Linked DNA regions of Mus musculus: region 1 is linked to region 2. The links are chromatin loops, found by intact Hi-C in ENCODE. Cell type or tissue: heart. All regions are shown on one strand.

Region 1 (8,000 bases), 78 kb after region 2:
CAAGTTTTGCGGACGCACGCACATGTACAAGCACGCACAGCACCACGACCGCGTGGACAACCTGGTGCTGGACGACTTCAAGCGCTTCAAGGCCTCCCTCAGCTGCCACTTCGCCGACTGCCCGTTCTCGGGCACCAGCACGCACTTCCACTGCCTGCGCTGCCGCTTCCGTTGCACAGACAGCACCAAGGTCACTGCGCACCGCAAGCACCACGGCAAGCAGGACGTGATCAGCGCCGCTGGCTTCTGCCAGTTCAGCTCGAGCGCCGACTGCGCAGTGCCCGACTGCAAGTACAAGCTCAAGTGCTCGCACTTCCACTGCACCTATCCGGGCTGTCGCCACACAGTGGTGGGCATGTCGCAGATGGACTCGCACAAGCGCAAGCACGAGAAGCAGGAGCGAGGGGAGCCTCCCGCAGCCTCTCCGGGTGCGCCTGTCAACCTGGACGGCTCCCTCACGCTGGCCGCCGAGCAGGGCTCGCTGCTCTTCCTGCAGACAGCGGCTGCGGGCCTAGGCCTGCTCGGGGACACGGGGGACCCCGGCCCACCTGTCACCGCCTCCGGGACTCGGGACGGCCCCGCTGCGCCCACCCCCGCTGCCGCCGCCACCACCACCACCACCACCACAGCCACAGCCACAGCCACCGCTGGGGAGTCCTCCCAAGAGGACGACGAGGAGCTGGAGCTGCCGGAGGAGGAGGCCGAGGACGACGACGAGGATGACGATGAAGAGGACGACGACGACGAGGATGATGATGATGATGACGACGACGAGGACCTGCGCACCGACTCGGAGGAGTCGTTGCCCGAGGCTGCGGGCGAGGCGGGCGCGCGGACCCCGCTGGCAGCCCTGGGTGGCCCCGGCCCTGCGCCCACCGCCGCATCACCCTAGCCGCCGCGCCACCCCAGCCCCCTCTAGAACTGCTCTGTATGTGAACCCCTGTGTACAGACCCCGCTGGGCCGCCCCAGGGAGTGAGGCGCCCTGGCCCCGCCGGTGCTTCCGGACCCCGAGTCCGTCTCAGGGCGAGGCGGGGACCCCTCTGGTGCTTCGGGCCGCCCGCGCCCTCCCCGCCCGCCCGAGCGGGTGTTCAGGGAATAGCAGGTGCTGTGTCGGGGTGGCAGCACTGACCTGCACTCCTCTCGGTACCCACTCGCGAGGTCCTTGTTTGCTCAGGGGCTCCCCGCGGGGGTCACCGGGTTGTGGGGGCGGCAGGCTCCTGTAGCATCTGGTTCTCTCCCCCCCCCCCGCCCCAATGCAGCTAAGACCTCCTCCTGGCTCAGGGGAGGGCCGGCCGAAGACGGTCAGCATCAGCACGGGTGACACTACAGGGACATGGAGGGAATCTCATGGAATCAGCAGCAAGCCGGCATCCCCGCCCCCAAGCTGTGGTCCAGGTCTGGTGACACTCAGGCCCCAGCCCACCCTCCAGCGAATTTGAGGCTGTGGCCCAAAGGCAGGCACAGCTGGTGGGGGCCTGGAGGTGAGGGTCTCAGCCACTGGTGCAAACAGGAAGGCTGCGACTGGTTTTGGCTTTAATAATCAAAATGGAAAAAAAATCCAAGAAAGTTGTACAGTATTTTTCCTGTAAAGGTTATTATTCTACATAGAACAAAAAGAGAAGGGGGAAAACGGAAAAAAACAAAAAAAACTAAAACAAAAAAAACAAAAAAACAAAAAAAAAAGCAGGCGAGTGCGGGGGGAGCCTCGCCTCGCCTTCAGCCCAGCCCTGGGATTGGGGACCCGAGTGCAATTGCTCCTGTGGAATTGTTGTGCATTTACTTTCAAGGCCTCGGTTTGAGGCGTTGTCCTCACACTAGCACTGATGGGGGCTGCGGGATTCCAACTTTTAACTTGAATTTTGTAGAGACAAGGAAAAAAAAAAAGACTATTCTCTTGATACAAGTTTGTAGCTAATTTAACATTTGAGGGTTTTTCTGTTGGTTATGCGTGTGGCTTTATAGGGCTTTTTTTTCTCTTTCTCTCTCTCTCTCGTTCCAGTTTTGTTTTATTATTTTATTTGGGATGCTTTCGTGCAGGTGCAGCCCACCCAGATCTGGTTCCTTTTCCAAAATACCCCTTTCCCGGAGGCAATGAGGCCACTTAGACTCTGCACAGGGCTCACCTGCAGGCACTTACTTGGCCAGAGGCTGCTCCAGATTCTGGTAGGGGCAGGCTGTCTGAGGCCGGCCTTGTGGGGTAAACCTGTGCACTCCAGGTTCTGGCTAGTGCCAGGCTGGAAGAAACCAGGCCAATTCGGCAAGTAATGGAAGGGCCGGGAGTTGCCAGCAGGAAGCCCCGCCCATAGGTCTTTAAATGGGGTCTGCCCAAATGGGGCAGTGGTTTTCTTTATCTGTATCAGAGTGTATGTATGTGTGTGAGAGTGTGTATCTGTGTATGTGTGTGTGTGTGTCCCCTCTTGGCTGCCCACAGCCAGAAAGCCAGGACCATCTAAACTGGAGAGGGAGCAGGGAGGGTACAGCTGAGAGATGAGGGTACCCAACAGGCAACGCGCTGATTGCTAACCGGCCCTGCCAGAGCCTCCATGCTGCTGAGAGTTCGTTCGCCCAGATTCTAACCTACCACAGGACTCTGCCTCTGTGGAAGGAGTTTTGTAAAGGAAAAGAAAAACAAAACACAACAAAACAAAATAAAAAAAAATTTCAATGTAGCAAAATCAAATAAAAAATTATAAAAGGAAAAAAAAAAGCCGCGGAGAGTGCGCAGTCTAGCCTTTTGTAAGCCTCATATTGCACATTAGGACTATAAGCCATTGCTAGCTCATCTTGAATTTTAATGTGTAATTTTTGTTTTATTTTCTTTCTGTGAGGAAAACGATGCCTGACCCACCAATGCTCTTTTTAATGTTTTATAACTATGTATGTGTATATATATAAATATAAAAGTAATATGTATGCACATATGTGTGTATATATCTATATGTATATACATATATAGATATATAGAGATATATAGAGAGGTTTTGAGACAAAAAAAAAAAAAAATGCAGACCATGAAACCGACCTGAACAGCGCGCGCTCTGATTACTTGAATCTGGTCTCCTCGGCACCTGGTTATTAAGAACTGAATATTTTTCCACTTGAATTTAGTGCTATTAGAAATTTAATATATGTGTTTTATTTATTTGATTTTTTTTTGCATGACTGATGCAAGGTTTGACATTTTCACTCAATAAAAACTGGAAAAAAAATCCATCACGTTATCTTTTATTTTTAAAATTATCCCCAAGAGGCTGGCCATGACCCAATGTGTAGGGTAGCCCAGGCACAGCCAAGATCCAAATACCAGCCCAGGGAGAGGAGGGGAGACTTGGCTACTTTAAAGCCGGGAGAGCAGGGGTGCTGGGACAGGCTAGTTTTGCATCTGGGCATAAGGCCAGGTTCTCCCACTATTTGCTAAAGGAAAAAGATGGAGACTCAGGTCTTGCTCTTCCCTTCAATCCCACCAGAACACCACTTGAGCCCCAGGAACCACTCCTAGAAAGGGCCACCCGGCAGTGGAGCCTCAAGCCTCCCTAGGTCCCACACTCTGGCCAGCCCTCCTGTGTATTCTCTGGGGCTACAGGGCTGCCACTTGGCAAGGGAATCCCTCAGCTCCTTCCTTCTTCCTGCAGGGACCTGCCCAGTCTAGGAACAGCACGTACCCGGATCCATCCGGATGCTGGCGAGGCTCCAGCTTGGAGCACATGGTGGCAGATCCAGAGGACTAGTGTCATGGGTCTGCAGCCTTCACGCCAAGGTCTGAGCTCCTGGCCTTGATGGCACCAGGGCCGAGGACACCTTTGGAAGTTCAGTCAAACTTCTGCCGGTTTGGGTGGAAGTACAGGTGCCCTGCTGCTCCCAGAGGTCACGTGGCCTCTACCCCAACACTGCCCCTCGGCCTCAGCCTCACCAGCATTGTGCCAGTCCCACTCTGAGCTGGTCTCGAAGTGACCAGAGCTGCCCAAGGACACTGGGAAGAGAATCTAGAGCCCGCCATGGTCTTCCCTACCATCGCCCTGCCTGTCAAATTCCCGCCAGCCACTTTCTCACAAAGCTGGGTCCTTGCTGTGCACTGATGCCCCTCACTGAGCCTGGAGCACACTCAGGCTCCAGGCAGTGTGGGTACAGGGACCAGAGCATGCACAGCCTCACCCGCTGATGCCAGGCTGGGCGCTCCCACCAGAGAGGCTCTCCTCCAGCCCAGCTCAGAGCACCCTTCCCTCTCTGCTTTGCTCCTGGAACTCAGCCCACAAGCTATTTACATAAATATGTTTCTAACAGACATGAAAATAGAGACTTTTTTTGGTCTTATTAAAATGTTCAAGTTGGAACTCGCCTGTTGTTTGTGGATATCTTGATTCTGTTAAATAAAACAGTGACTAATTTATGGGATAAAACACAAGTTCAACAAATTAAAGCCTTTATTGGAGCTTCAGAGGCCCTGGTGGGCTGTGTGGCCTCCCGTGGGGCCTGAGGGGAGGCAGGGAGCCAAGTCCCAAGCTCAGCTGGTGATAGACTGGTGGGTGGTGTGGCCACGGAGCTCCCCCCCGGCACAGTAGTCACCAGGGTGGGACTTGAGGAGTGGAGGCAGTTTTGGGGGTAGACTCATGAGGCCCAAGGGAGGGGGTACTTAGGCAGTTTACTAGTCTTGATGGACCTCCCCAAATATCCTCACATCTCCTGTCCCTAAGCTTTCTGGGCCTGGCTAGACCTTGGCGGACTCACATCCAGGGGATGGTGGGACCTACTTCCCAGCAACCTGCAGAGTGTCCAGGGGCAGGTACTAGGTATCGCTCCAGAGATGGATTGCTGCCCCTGAAGGGCCAAGAAGGGCACACACCCCTGCTTCAGGTACATGAGCCTAGTTGGATGGTGTTCCACCCCTGCCCCTAGACCTAGGAGGGAGCTAGCTGTTGTGGGTGGCACTCCACCCCAAGACCCGGGCTTCGTGATATTCCCTGTACTGGACTCAGAATGCTGTAAAACATGTTTTTGTTCTGGGTTTTAATTAGCTGTGGTGGTGTGACATTTCAACACCCAAACTGGGGCAAATTCAAGGGTTTTGTAGCATGGAGGAATGAGCTGGAAGCAGCTGTGCAGGCTCGCCACTGATCTCAGCGGCCAGACTCTTTCCCAGACAGCACTGGCTAGGGTGTTCTAGTAATGGAGCAGAGCCTGTCTCCAGCTCAGGATGGTGGTGGGGAATACACAGTACTAAGACAGTGCCCTATCCAGTGTCTATTCACTGTCATGAGAGGTGGCTCCAGCTCCACAGGTGGCTTTGGCCTAGAGCCAGGACACAGGGACAAACATCCTGCTAAGGACAGGTCGGGTCTCCAAGAAGCAAGGCCCCCAGGATGCTGGGATCTGAAGACCCTGCAGAAGGGGGGCCCCTACGCCATCCTTTCTGGCAAGTGCTGTCCCAACCTGGGGCCAAGCTGAAAGAACAGGACTTCCACGGGGTGGAGGGCAGCTGCTTGGCCTCAGTGGGAATCACATGACTAAAAGGAGACCACCCCCCCCCACACACACACACACACACTCCTCCGCCAAACCTGCCTGCCTCAAAACTTGCAGCTTTTAGCTTTGCCTGAGCCTTTAGAGGCCAACTGCTCTACCCTGAATCTATACAGGTCCCTTGCCAAGAGCCCTGGAGAGGATGCCACAGTCAGGGCTACAGGTTAGCCAGGCGTCAAGCCACATACACACCCAAGTTACAGTAGCTTTAGTTAGGGTGTATGGAGGCCAGAGGAATATCTTGGCTGCTAAAGCACCTCCGCTGCAAGTACAAAGACCCGAGTCTGATCAACAGAACCTGCATACAAATGCTGGGCTTGGTGTCACACACCTGTAACCCAGGGCTGGGGAGGCAGAAACTGCTGACTGCTAGGGCTGGTGGCCAGCCGGTGAGCTGCAGGCCAAGGAGAGATGTCTCAGAGGAGGCGGACAGTACCCCTGAGGATGAGCCCGGAGGCTGTCTTTGGCCTCTGTGTGCACCTTCGTGGGCATGCACACACATAGAGAGCAAAGCACAGTTTAACCAGAAGCAGCCACCAAGCCACGGCAAGGGCAACAGCCCCGTGCCAGTGTGCCAGGTCGCAGTGGGGGTGGGGATGGACACTAGTGTGTTCTATGAATTCCCTGCTTAACTTTTCAATGTAGGGTGGGCTCGCTGGCTGTACGTCAAGGAGCGGCTGCACAGAAAGCCACGTCCACTGCTCTGTTTATGTGGGCTTTCTTCTCTATATCCTTTTGTTTTTCGAGACAGGGTTTCTCTGTGTAGCCCTGGCTGTCCCGGAACTCACTCTGTAGACCAGGCTGGCCTCAGCCTCCCAAGTGCTGGGATTAAAGGCGTGCACCACCACTGCCCAGCTTCTCTTTATCCTTTAAGGGTCTCTCTAGAGCTGGCTCCAACAGTCCTTGCTGTGGTGGCCCCTCAGGCAGCTGGACCATGCTACCGGACTCAACATCCCTAGCCCTTTAAAGTCTTTCCAGGTCTCACCACACAGCCAGAGGCAGCTCTAGGGATCTTAACCTCTTATGGGAGGACACCAACCTTAAAGCCTCCAATGAAAGCAAACTGAAGATTTGGTCATCATACAGGTAAGTCCCCCACAATGCAGGCTGAGCTCTCAGACTCATTTTGATGAAGAGTCTTAGGGTTATGCTCTGGGGCTGAGCTGTGCAGGCAGGGCTGTAGAAACAGCCCGCCTCCATGGCCGTATGTAATGTGTGCAGTAGCACAGGCATGAAGCAACCCTGAACTCAGCATGCTCCTGAGGTGACTATACAGTCTGTCTGTCTCTTCCTTCCCTGGGCTCCGAGCCAGTGTCTTCTCAAGTCTGGTTGGGTCCCAGAGTAAGTAGAGGGTATGAGGACCCCAGAGGACAGCCAGAGGCTGTTCTTCTATCAATGGGCAAGTTAGTCAGCACCAGGAGGGTTGCACTGTATACAAGATGAGCGAGCGAGACACATCACTAAACGAGTCTTAACTCAGTCGTCCGGGCAGAAGGTCCCTCTCTTCCCTCCCAAGTCACAAGTTTTTCCTAAATATATGTACCTATGCACACATACAACAGAGAAGCCTGATAGTTGAGACACAAACTTAGCAGTCCCTGGGCAACCCTTTTCCCTACCAACAGTACCCACGAAGCCCAAAGCAGGCTCCACACAAGCTCCAGATGTCCTCAAACCCCGCACTGCTTCCTCTTTGGGTGGCACCCCCCAATCTGGCCTTTCTGCCCTGCCCAAGGTAGTTCCAATGAGTCACCCGGTTCTGGGGGAGGCCTGAGTCTGAGGAGAGCTCATACAGGGGGGTCAAGACAGCTGGGCATGGCCTCCAAACACTGGGGTTCATCGTCTCCCAAACGACACTTTATAAAAAGACATCGTAATTGAGTTTGATAGTGCACTCCCTTCCAGAAAGGGCCTGACGGGCGGGCGCTGCCTGCTGCTCACTTCTGCCCCATTCCAAATATTTTTACCTTATTTGGATGAAATGCATTATTTTTCTAATGAAAGGCTTTTTTTTCAAAGGGCTGTTTCCCCCGTCCAGCAGCCGACTTTATTAGGCAGCCCTCACGCAGTTTTGGGGAGGGGCTTTCCTTTCCCTGAAGTCAAGCCAGAGTCCGTCCTCAAAAGCTGAACTCAGGTTTCTGTCCCTTCTCTTCTGAGCTTGAGCCCAGAACCTTCCAAGCTGGTAACGCCCAGGTGGGGAAGGCTCAGGGGCACAGACCTCCTCCAGGCCCAGCTCCTATGTCCCTAAGAAGCACAACATGACAGCACTTAGCACTCGCTGCCCCAGACCCCACTCTGGCTTCATTTCTGCCCCAGGGTCTCTGGCCCTCTAGACTTTTCTGGTTCTTTTTAGAAGGGACCTCAGAAGTTACAGCAGTACAGATGGTTACCGTACCAAAGACGGTAGCAACAGTGTTCCCTGGTGATCCACTCACTAGAGGGCACGGTCCGGCCCTCTGATGGCTCAGGTCTACACCCTGCC
Region 2 (8,000 bases):
GTGAGGCAGTAGGGTGGGCACGGTTGTCTGGCTTTAATAGATCCTCAGAGCCACAGCCGTTCACTCCTTTGCTTTATGAGTGGTTTTAATGTACAGATGGGCTTGTTTTAAAGGGGCTTTAAATGATGGCACGGCAAGGGCAAAGTATTGTGCCCCAACGGCTGTGTGGTGAGCTTCCAAGAGGTGGGCACCATCAAAGTAGGAATAAGACCGGGCTTCTCTCTCTTAACTAATGTGGTAGACGGGCCAGGGGAAAGTGGGAGATCTGCGTTCCGTAAGACGGGCCCGACGATATACGGCGCACCTTTTTCCCATTCTGCTTCCCAAGCTGCCATCTACAAGGAAGGGTGGGGCCTTCCCACTCCAGCTCACAGCTAGGGTGCTGTTCAGCTGACCAGCTAGCCTACCGCCACTCCCAGCCGCCTGCCCTTCCTCCCTGGGCTCCTGGCGCCATGATGCGTGCCACCCGTCTGCACCCACGCACACCCTATTGGTGCTTAGCCGCCGTGGGCGCGAGTCAGGTGAGCAGCAGACATTGTAGCAGACCCAACTCACCTCCTTCCCGGCGGGAATGGTGCCAGGGCTATACTCTTCCCGGAAGGCTTCCAAGCACCCCCGCTCGGCATCCTGCTGAGCCTGTTCTCAGGGTGCGGGGGCAGGCCTTTTGGGGGGGAGAGTGTCTGCCCCATGCTGCCCTGGCGCCAGCTCTTCCTCAAGGCCCTGGTGGAGTCGCCTGAGGGAAGCAGCTGGGCTTGGAACAGGGGCTGAGGTACTTCTGGGATGGGAATCAAGAGGGAAGACACCATCTTCCTCCAGCCCTCGTTAGTTAGTTATTTCGTAGTAGCAGACACACAGCCTTGGACCAACCTATGGTGGTGCTCAATGCGTACTTCCTGCTTGTGTTGGGTTTTTTGTAACTTCCAGCCAGACAGAGAGCCCAACACTCAGGGCAAATCCCAAGGACCTCCATGACAGCTCAGCCTTGTGCTCTGATTGTCCAATCTCAAGTTTTCCACCTTTTTGGAAAGTTGGAAGCGTTCTATGGAGGGGGACAGAACAGGAGAAGAGGCCTTCTCTTCGGTTTCCTGAAACAGGGTATTGTTTTCTATGTAGTCCAGACTAACCTCCAACTTGCTTTGTAGCCCAGGCTGGCCTTGAGCCAGTGATTGTCTTGTTACAGCCCAAGTGCTTGGGTATAGGTGTGTACCACTATGCCCAGAAGAGGCCTTGACTCCCAAGATGCCCAAGCTCCAGAGTTGGAGACCAGTCCCCCAAGGTACCAGGCCCCGAGTCTGGTATCCTCTTGTCTCTCTCAGTCCTGGCCCCTGTGTGGGGACAAGGCTACTCTAGGGGAGCTTGCACTGTCTCTTAGCCTTGTCTTTGGAACCACGTGGCACCCAGAATGTTCTTCGCCTTTCCTAGGTCACTTGAACAAGGTATGCCTTTTCCTTCCGACTTCCCCTTGGCCTTTGGGAACAGGAGACTCTTCTGCCCCCCTTCCTTTCCCCCAAGTCCCTAGAGCACAGGAGACAGCAGAAACCCTAGGTCTTTTGGAAAATGGAAGCTTCCCAAAGAAGCTGGTGGGCGGGACCACTTAACTCCCACTTTGTCGACCACATCGGGCAGGGCCAGGGAAGAGGCTTCAGCAGTTATTTACAAGTCTTGAGGAGATTCCGCAGAGTCTCTCTATGTCTTCTGAAGGAGAGGATGCCGTGCCTCGGTTTCCCTGGGTGGTGTACATCAAGGTTCCAAGATGACCTTGAGGTTAAAAAAGAAATAGCCAGTCAGGCGGTGGTGGCGCACGCCTTTAATCCCAGCACTTGGGAGGCAGAGGCAGGCGGATTTCTGAGTTCGAGGCCAGCCTGGTCTACAAAGTGAGTTCCAGGACAGCCAGGGCTACACAGAGAAACCCTGTCTCGAAAAACGAAAGAAAGAAAGAAAGAAAGGAAGGAAGAAAGAAAGAGAGAGAGAGAGGGAGGGAGGGAGGGAGGGAGGGAGGGAGGGAGGGAGGGAGGGAGGGAGGGAGGGAGGGAGGGAGGGAGGAAGGAAGGAAGGAAGGAAGGAAGGAAGGAAGGAAGGAAGGAAGGGCAAGCCATATGAAAGACAAGAGAGGCAGGGCTTGGTGACTGAGAGGGCCCAGAGGGCCCACCTCTACCTCCTAAGAGAAGCCTGCTTTCACTTCCTTTCACCAAGGCTCAAGGTTGGCTGGGCTGAGGCCACATGGTGATTCCACTGGAGAGACGTATAGACGGATGTATAGACGATGGAGCCCACACTCCCCACATTTGCCAGTGAGCACCTAAGGCCTAAGGTACAGTCTAGCAAGGGAGATGAACCAGTGCAGTGCGGCAGGAGGTCAGGGACAGACAGACAAAGGAGGACCAGAGCCACAAGGACCCTCCACCTCATCTAGCCCAGCACGGGGTCTCGTGATGAGGGGGATGCGCTGGCAGGTAGCCAGTTGCCCTGTTTCTCCTTGATGCCTGCGTGGCATGCGTGCGTCCTGGTTTCAAGCTCCCTGAGAGCCGGGAATGGAGGGGACCCTATGAAAATGATGATATGTGACAATCAGTCACAGCAATTAGTGTTTTGGTTAACAGGCCTTTTTTGTTTTCTCTCACCCAGACAGAATGTCACAAATAAATCCTCTCCTGCATTTGCATATTAATTGGATCGGAGACGTCAAGCATCTTTCATTAAAGAAAATGATCTGCATATTTGGAGACATAAAATAGTTATTTTGATGGGTTTTTTTTCCTAAGATCAGGGGGTGGGGGAGGTAGGTGATAGGAGTTCTAGCATGAGGTAGAGCAAAAGCAGAGCCAGCCCCTCTGTCTAGTTAACCCTCTGCAGTCTGGACTCCATGGGCCAAGGTTGAACAGAAAGATAATTAGTCCGTAAATAAATCAAGGCTCCGAGGGGCCCCTGGGCCCAGCTTGGCTGTTAGGCAGAAGGTCCCCTCACTAGAGTTATGAGTGAAGAGATAGGCTTGGTGCTTAGTCTGGTTCTTAAACCCCTCCCTTGGGAGCGAGTAGCTGGTCTGTCCAGGGTATCCTGAGACAGTGGGCATGAGGGCGTGGCCAGGTGTCTGCCTTGTAGCCTGTCTAGCTGAGTCTCCAATCTCCTTGGGACACTGGTCAAGCCCTGTGTCTTCTTCCCCCATAACTCACCCATCCGTGCCCCTCTCTCCATGTGCTGTGACCTTCTACTTCCTGTGTCCTTCCCATTCTTTGCCAACTGTCCTTCTGCTCCTCTACCCGCATGGGACAGTTTCTAGAAGCAGCAGAAGCACTACTTAGAGTCATTATCACTGAACTCGAAATAACCCATAAAGCTACAGGGCCCATATTAGGGCATGAGTCCCCGGGAAAGCAGAGGGAATGGACAGTTTTTTGATAGGCGACTGTGACTGCCCGTGTCATTCTCGTGTCCCCTTCCTGCCTCCTGAAGCCATTTGTGCAGGTGGGCAGCAGGATGGCCTCCCTGAGACAGCTCTGGGCTCTCCCAGGTGAGCTCTTCTGTCCGCCAGCCCCAGGTGCACTCCCTTATCAGATACTAGTCAGGAAGAGGTTGAGGCGCCCGTGACAGTGATGGTTGCTGTCACTTTCTGCACACTGAATTTGTGCACCAACTTTGCTTAGGGCCCTGCACTCGTTGTCTCCCGTCTCCATAGCCCTCTGAGACAGGTCCTCTCTCACTTTACAGATAAGGAAACTCGACCTCAGAGAGTTTAGATAACACGCCTCGAGGTGCCCATCAGAGCTCAGAACTTACAGCCAGAGTGGGGCTCTCTTTGGCCAGGTTGTGATGTAGTGGGGACCTGTGGTAGCATAGCTCCTGGTCTGACCCTAGCCTGTTACTTAGGCATGAAGCTATTCTGTGAGAGAGTCCAGAGGGTTACAGTGACTTTCTGCATGAGTGGCCTCTTCACCCCATTGAGGAGACAAGAGCTGCCATCCCCCTGGAGATTAGAATTGGCTCTTCTATGAGTATCTTCTATGGGCTTTAAAAAAAAATGCCAGAGATGGTGTCTTCCACTCATACAATTTATATACAGTTTTGCTTAGAATTTTGAAGTGTGCATCATGGCCATTTTCACATGCCTCAATCAGAACACACACACACACACACACACACACACACACACACACACACACACACGCGTGCGCGCGCGCACACACACACACACAATGGACCAGCCTCCTCTTATGCCCTAGGTACATGGAGATCTGGATGTCCCACAGAAACCTGTAGTATGGTACTGCCTTTCCAGTACCCGGACTCTAAGATGGCCTCCTCCCTGCTCACCAATGCTAACTGCAGGGGATTGTAGTTGAGCCAGACACCACTCCCTGAGGGTCAGGGCTCTAGAAGGTCTTCTGAGCCAGGGGATGGGGGCGATTGTACCCCAAAACTCCTTAACAGCTGTTAAACTGTGCCCCATCTTGTTCCTTGGTTGTCCTCTGGCCCTCCATGACTTCCGGTTGTACCTTCTTTTGGTAGGGGAAGAACAAAAGCAGGGGTCATGTGTCCCTCACATTTGGGGATGCTGGATCAGGAGCCTGAGGTGCCCTCTAGAGGAGCAAGAGGACAGGCAGGGTATTTTCTGGAGTCTGGGGGAGTCCTGGAGCAGCTGTTTCTGTTGCATGCCAAGAAGCCAAGTTGGTTTAATATGGTTGTAGCTGCTAGTTTGATAAATCAAAATAATTAAAAATAATAAATTTGATTCTTCACCCAGCAAGCTGTGTGTGGGCGCAAGACCTGAGCTCTTGAGCTAGGACTGGGGAGGTGGGAGAGGACCCTGGGGCACAGGGACCAGAATCATAACCGAGGAGGTGGGCAGAGCCTGACCCAGGGGGTCAGCTCTCAGGACTGATTAAGGGAGAAACGTCTCTCATGGTAAGAGAGTCAGCCAGACAGGCCAGAGCCCCTGCTGACTTTGCCCCCGGCTGTGTGGAACTGGGCCAACCTTGGTTTCTTCATCTGTCAAATGGCGTGATAGGCCTATCGGCCTGTGGGGCTGTGTCAGGAGTCAGGGCTTTGCCCAGTGAATGAGAGCATATGCTGAACAGTCAGGTCCCACAGGGACATAGCCCTCATCCTCCCTGCGCTAAAGCGGCTTCAGTATCCTCTCTTGTCCCCTCTTCGCAGTTTTGGCTACAAGCACAAAATCCCAGGTCACAGGGCTTGGGCTGCTAAACAGGCACACAGCTTCCAGGGACTCTTCCTCCCCCGGTCAGCTGTTGTCCTCACACGGGATTGTTCTGTTTACAAGGACATCCCCTAGTTCAGGGCGTTTTCCAATGACAGTATTCCACTGGTTACAGTATGGTGCCAGGAAGCGGTGTGCCACACCCTGGGGCCAGCCCTGGGTTCGAGGTGCCGGCAGCTCTACTGGGGAGAAGCAGGATCTAAAAAGGGTTTGGGTCTGTCCCCTGTCTCCCCACCCCCACCTCCATCCTCAGGAGCCGCATTTGGTGTCAGAGCAGCTGGAAATCTGAACTGAGTGGAGCGGGTGGGGACAGGGAGGGACAGGGTGTCTGTCTCTTTAAATGCACTTTGTGTCAGTGTGATAAGGAATTTGATGGCTTTATCAGAAATACCAAAGCTTTATTTAGCAGGGCGAGGCTCACACCACTCAGCTCCACACAATCTGCTGATAAATAGCAAAAAAAGGAGGAGGGGGCGTGGACAATAGCTCACCAACACCCCGGCTCAGCAACCAAGGAAAGAGGGGGAAAAGAGAAAGGCCCAGAGGCAAAGTTGGGAGTTTGGGGGGAGTCAGGGAACCCACTAGGCAGGGGAGGGGAACAGAGAAAACTACAGTGGAGTTCTGTGAAGTGCTGATGGGCAGTTGTTCATCTGTTCTCCAGGAGAGACCCTCATGGACGTCTCTGTTACTAGATGAAATTACTGTGGTTCCAGAAAAAAAAAGGATTTATTACAGGTTCACAGCCTTCCCCACTGCCATTCAGATAGGACTACCCAATTCTCTGCCAGCCCAGCCTATCTATCATCCATGCCATGCAGATCTGCCCTCGGGACCTACTGGCCCAACTGGTGAAGGCTCAGGGCCAGTCTCTGGAGAAGCAGAAAGGCTATGGCATGGCCCTGCCTACTTGTGGCGTTCTAGAACATTCTCCTTTTTCTTCTTCTTCTCCTTCTCTTCCTTCTCCTTTTCCTTTTCCTTCTCCTCCTCCTCCTCCTCCTCCCTCCTCCTCCTTCTTCTCTTCTTCCTCCTCTTCCTCCTCCTCCTTCTGAGACAGGGTCGCCCTATGTAGCCCTGGCTGTCCTAGATAGAACTCACTCTGTAGACCAGACTGGCCTTGAACTCATAGAGATCTATCCGCCTGCCTCTGTCTCCTGAGTGGGATTAAAGGTGTGCACCCCTCCTGGCCTCAGAACCTTTTTGACATCTGTGTCACGTAGGACATGTAGTTCTTAGACAACCCCTCCTTCCTGGCTGTGCTGGATTCTTCCTGTCTTCAGTGGCATCTCTATTCCTTCTTCCTCAGCCTCTTTCTTCACAAGCATATAACCGGTTTCCCGCCCCTGCCTGGGAACCCTTGCCACCGGTCAGCTTGGTGGCCAGCATGAGGCTCACAGATGGTGTACCCCTGGATGCCCGCTTGGCTGTGTCCACACTCCTCCCTCTGCCCCCATGAAGGTTTTGATGAACACAAAGCAAGTTTAATTTGTGGCCCCCACCCACATCTATCTGTCCCCTCATAGGTTTTGCCTTTCCTAACCGTTTGTGTAACTTCCTGTGCGTACAGAGGCAGGTTTGAGCACTCCATACCCAGCCATGAGCCACATGGAAAGGGAATGAGGAGTGTGGAGAGAGGAGGAGGCCCTGTCTACATTCTCTCATGATACCCCAATCCAAGAGAACCAAAAGCCTGAATCCAGGTCCCAGGTCCTGCCTACTCTGGGTTCAAGGCTACTTCTGCTTATCATAGGCAGTTGGTCGCCTCGTAGTGACCACCAGAGTTGGAGGGAGAGAAGTCTCTACCTCATAGGGCCTCCAAATGTGACAGATGACCCAGGCTTTCTAGACCTTTCCAACAGGATGGCCAAAGGCTGCCTTAGGGGCAGTTAAATGAACCTTCGATGGGGTTGGCTGGAGACAGCAGTGGACTGACTTTAGCACCTCTCCCCAGAGCCACGGTGGAGCCTAGCGAGGCCTGAGATCCCTTCTAGGAAGCTGACCACTGGGAGCCTTAGCAAGGCTGGGCCAATAGGCTGAGGGCCAGCAGGGTCGCCTTACAGGGATCCCTAGGCTTTGAATGGTAGAGCAATGGGATTAGCTGGCCGGCTTGGGTAGGGGAAGTTCTGGGCGGAGAAACAGGGGGCTTGGGGGAGGGGGAGGCTGGCCAGGGCAGAGGCTGGAGGAAGCTGCCCAAAGGCCGAGGCCCAGACAGACAGGAGGCATAAATGGAAGTGACAGGGTCAGGCCAGACCTTTGTCCTGCAGTCTGATTAGAAAGCCTGCCCTGGATTTCTGAAACTTTGGGATGTTGTCGGACAAACTGGAGCTTAATTCTGTCAGAGCGCTGGGGAGATTAGAATTGACATCCTGGGAGCACATTCCTGGCTGGGCAGAAATCCAGCCCCCGCTGGGAAAAACCTGTGAAAGCAAGGCCGGCCTATGGTGGCGGCAGGGGTGCTGTCAGCACCGGTGGCCACTCCAGCTTTGGGGCTTGGAGCCAGGAGTCTCTGGAAGGCCGGTCTATTTAGGCAGGATGCGTGGAAAGAAAGGAGTCTTAGCCAAGCCACTCCTGACACCGATCCCGTCCCCTGGTGGCACCGCCCGGAGTAGAACTCTGACGTTTAAGTCTCTAAAATGGGCCAAGTCTTCTTTCCAAACCCCCAGAGCTTCGCCTTCCTTCAACGTTACCTTGGGATGGCAAGAAGGATGCTTCCTGCGGAGCTGTAACAGCCATGGCCAGGAGGATGGCAGCAATAAGTTGTCTGGCTGAGTTCCCCTGGGGAGGGTGGTCG

Evidence for each region. A loop is a pair of places that touch in the nucleus more often than their neighbours do. Peaks named below come from ENCODE experiments on the same cell type or tissue, not always from the same donor. Only the 100,000 strongest peaks of a DNase experiment are listed, where the experiment ranks them.
Region 1: a loop joins it to region 2, with 4 times the contacts of the local background. A loop is called at or near these places in 2 of 42 quality-filtered maps.

Annotation. Positions count from the first base shown.
Region 1 is chr4:148,951,680-148,959,679 of GRCm38, forward strand. It overlaps Casz1 (castor zinc finger 1), which reads left to right. Exons shown (of 21, transcript NM_001159344.1): 21 at 1-3,213. The coding sequence ends at 892. It overlaps Gm13205 (predicted gene 13205), which reads right to left and starts at 643. Exons shown (of 3, transcript NR_154553.1): 1 at 1-643. In heart, no CTCF peak of the experiment used is centred here; DNase peaks (open chromatin) are centred at 3,672 and 5,148; H3K4me3 peaks cover 1,520 bases; H3K27ac peaks cover 5,116 bases; H3K27me3 peaks cover 1,340 bases.
Region 2 is chr4:148,873,802-148,881,801 of GRCm38, forward strand. The region is part of intron 2 of Casz1 (castor zinc finger 1); the gene reads left to right. Among named protein-coding and RNA genes, the nearest start is that of Gm42352, 6.2 kb to the left of the region's middle. In heart, CTCF peaks have their summits at 4,583 (motif pointing left) and 7,797 (motif pointing left); DNase peaks (open chromatin) are centred at 398, 5,260, 7,340, 7,740 and 1 weaker place; H3K4me3 peaks cover 1,544 bases; H3K27ac peaks cover 7,406 bases.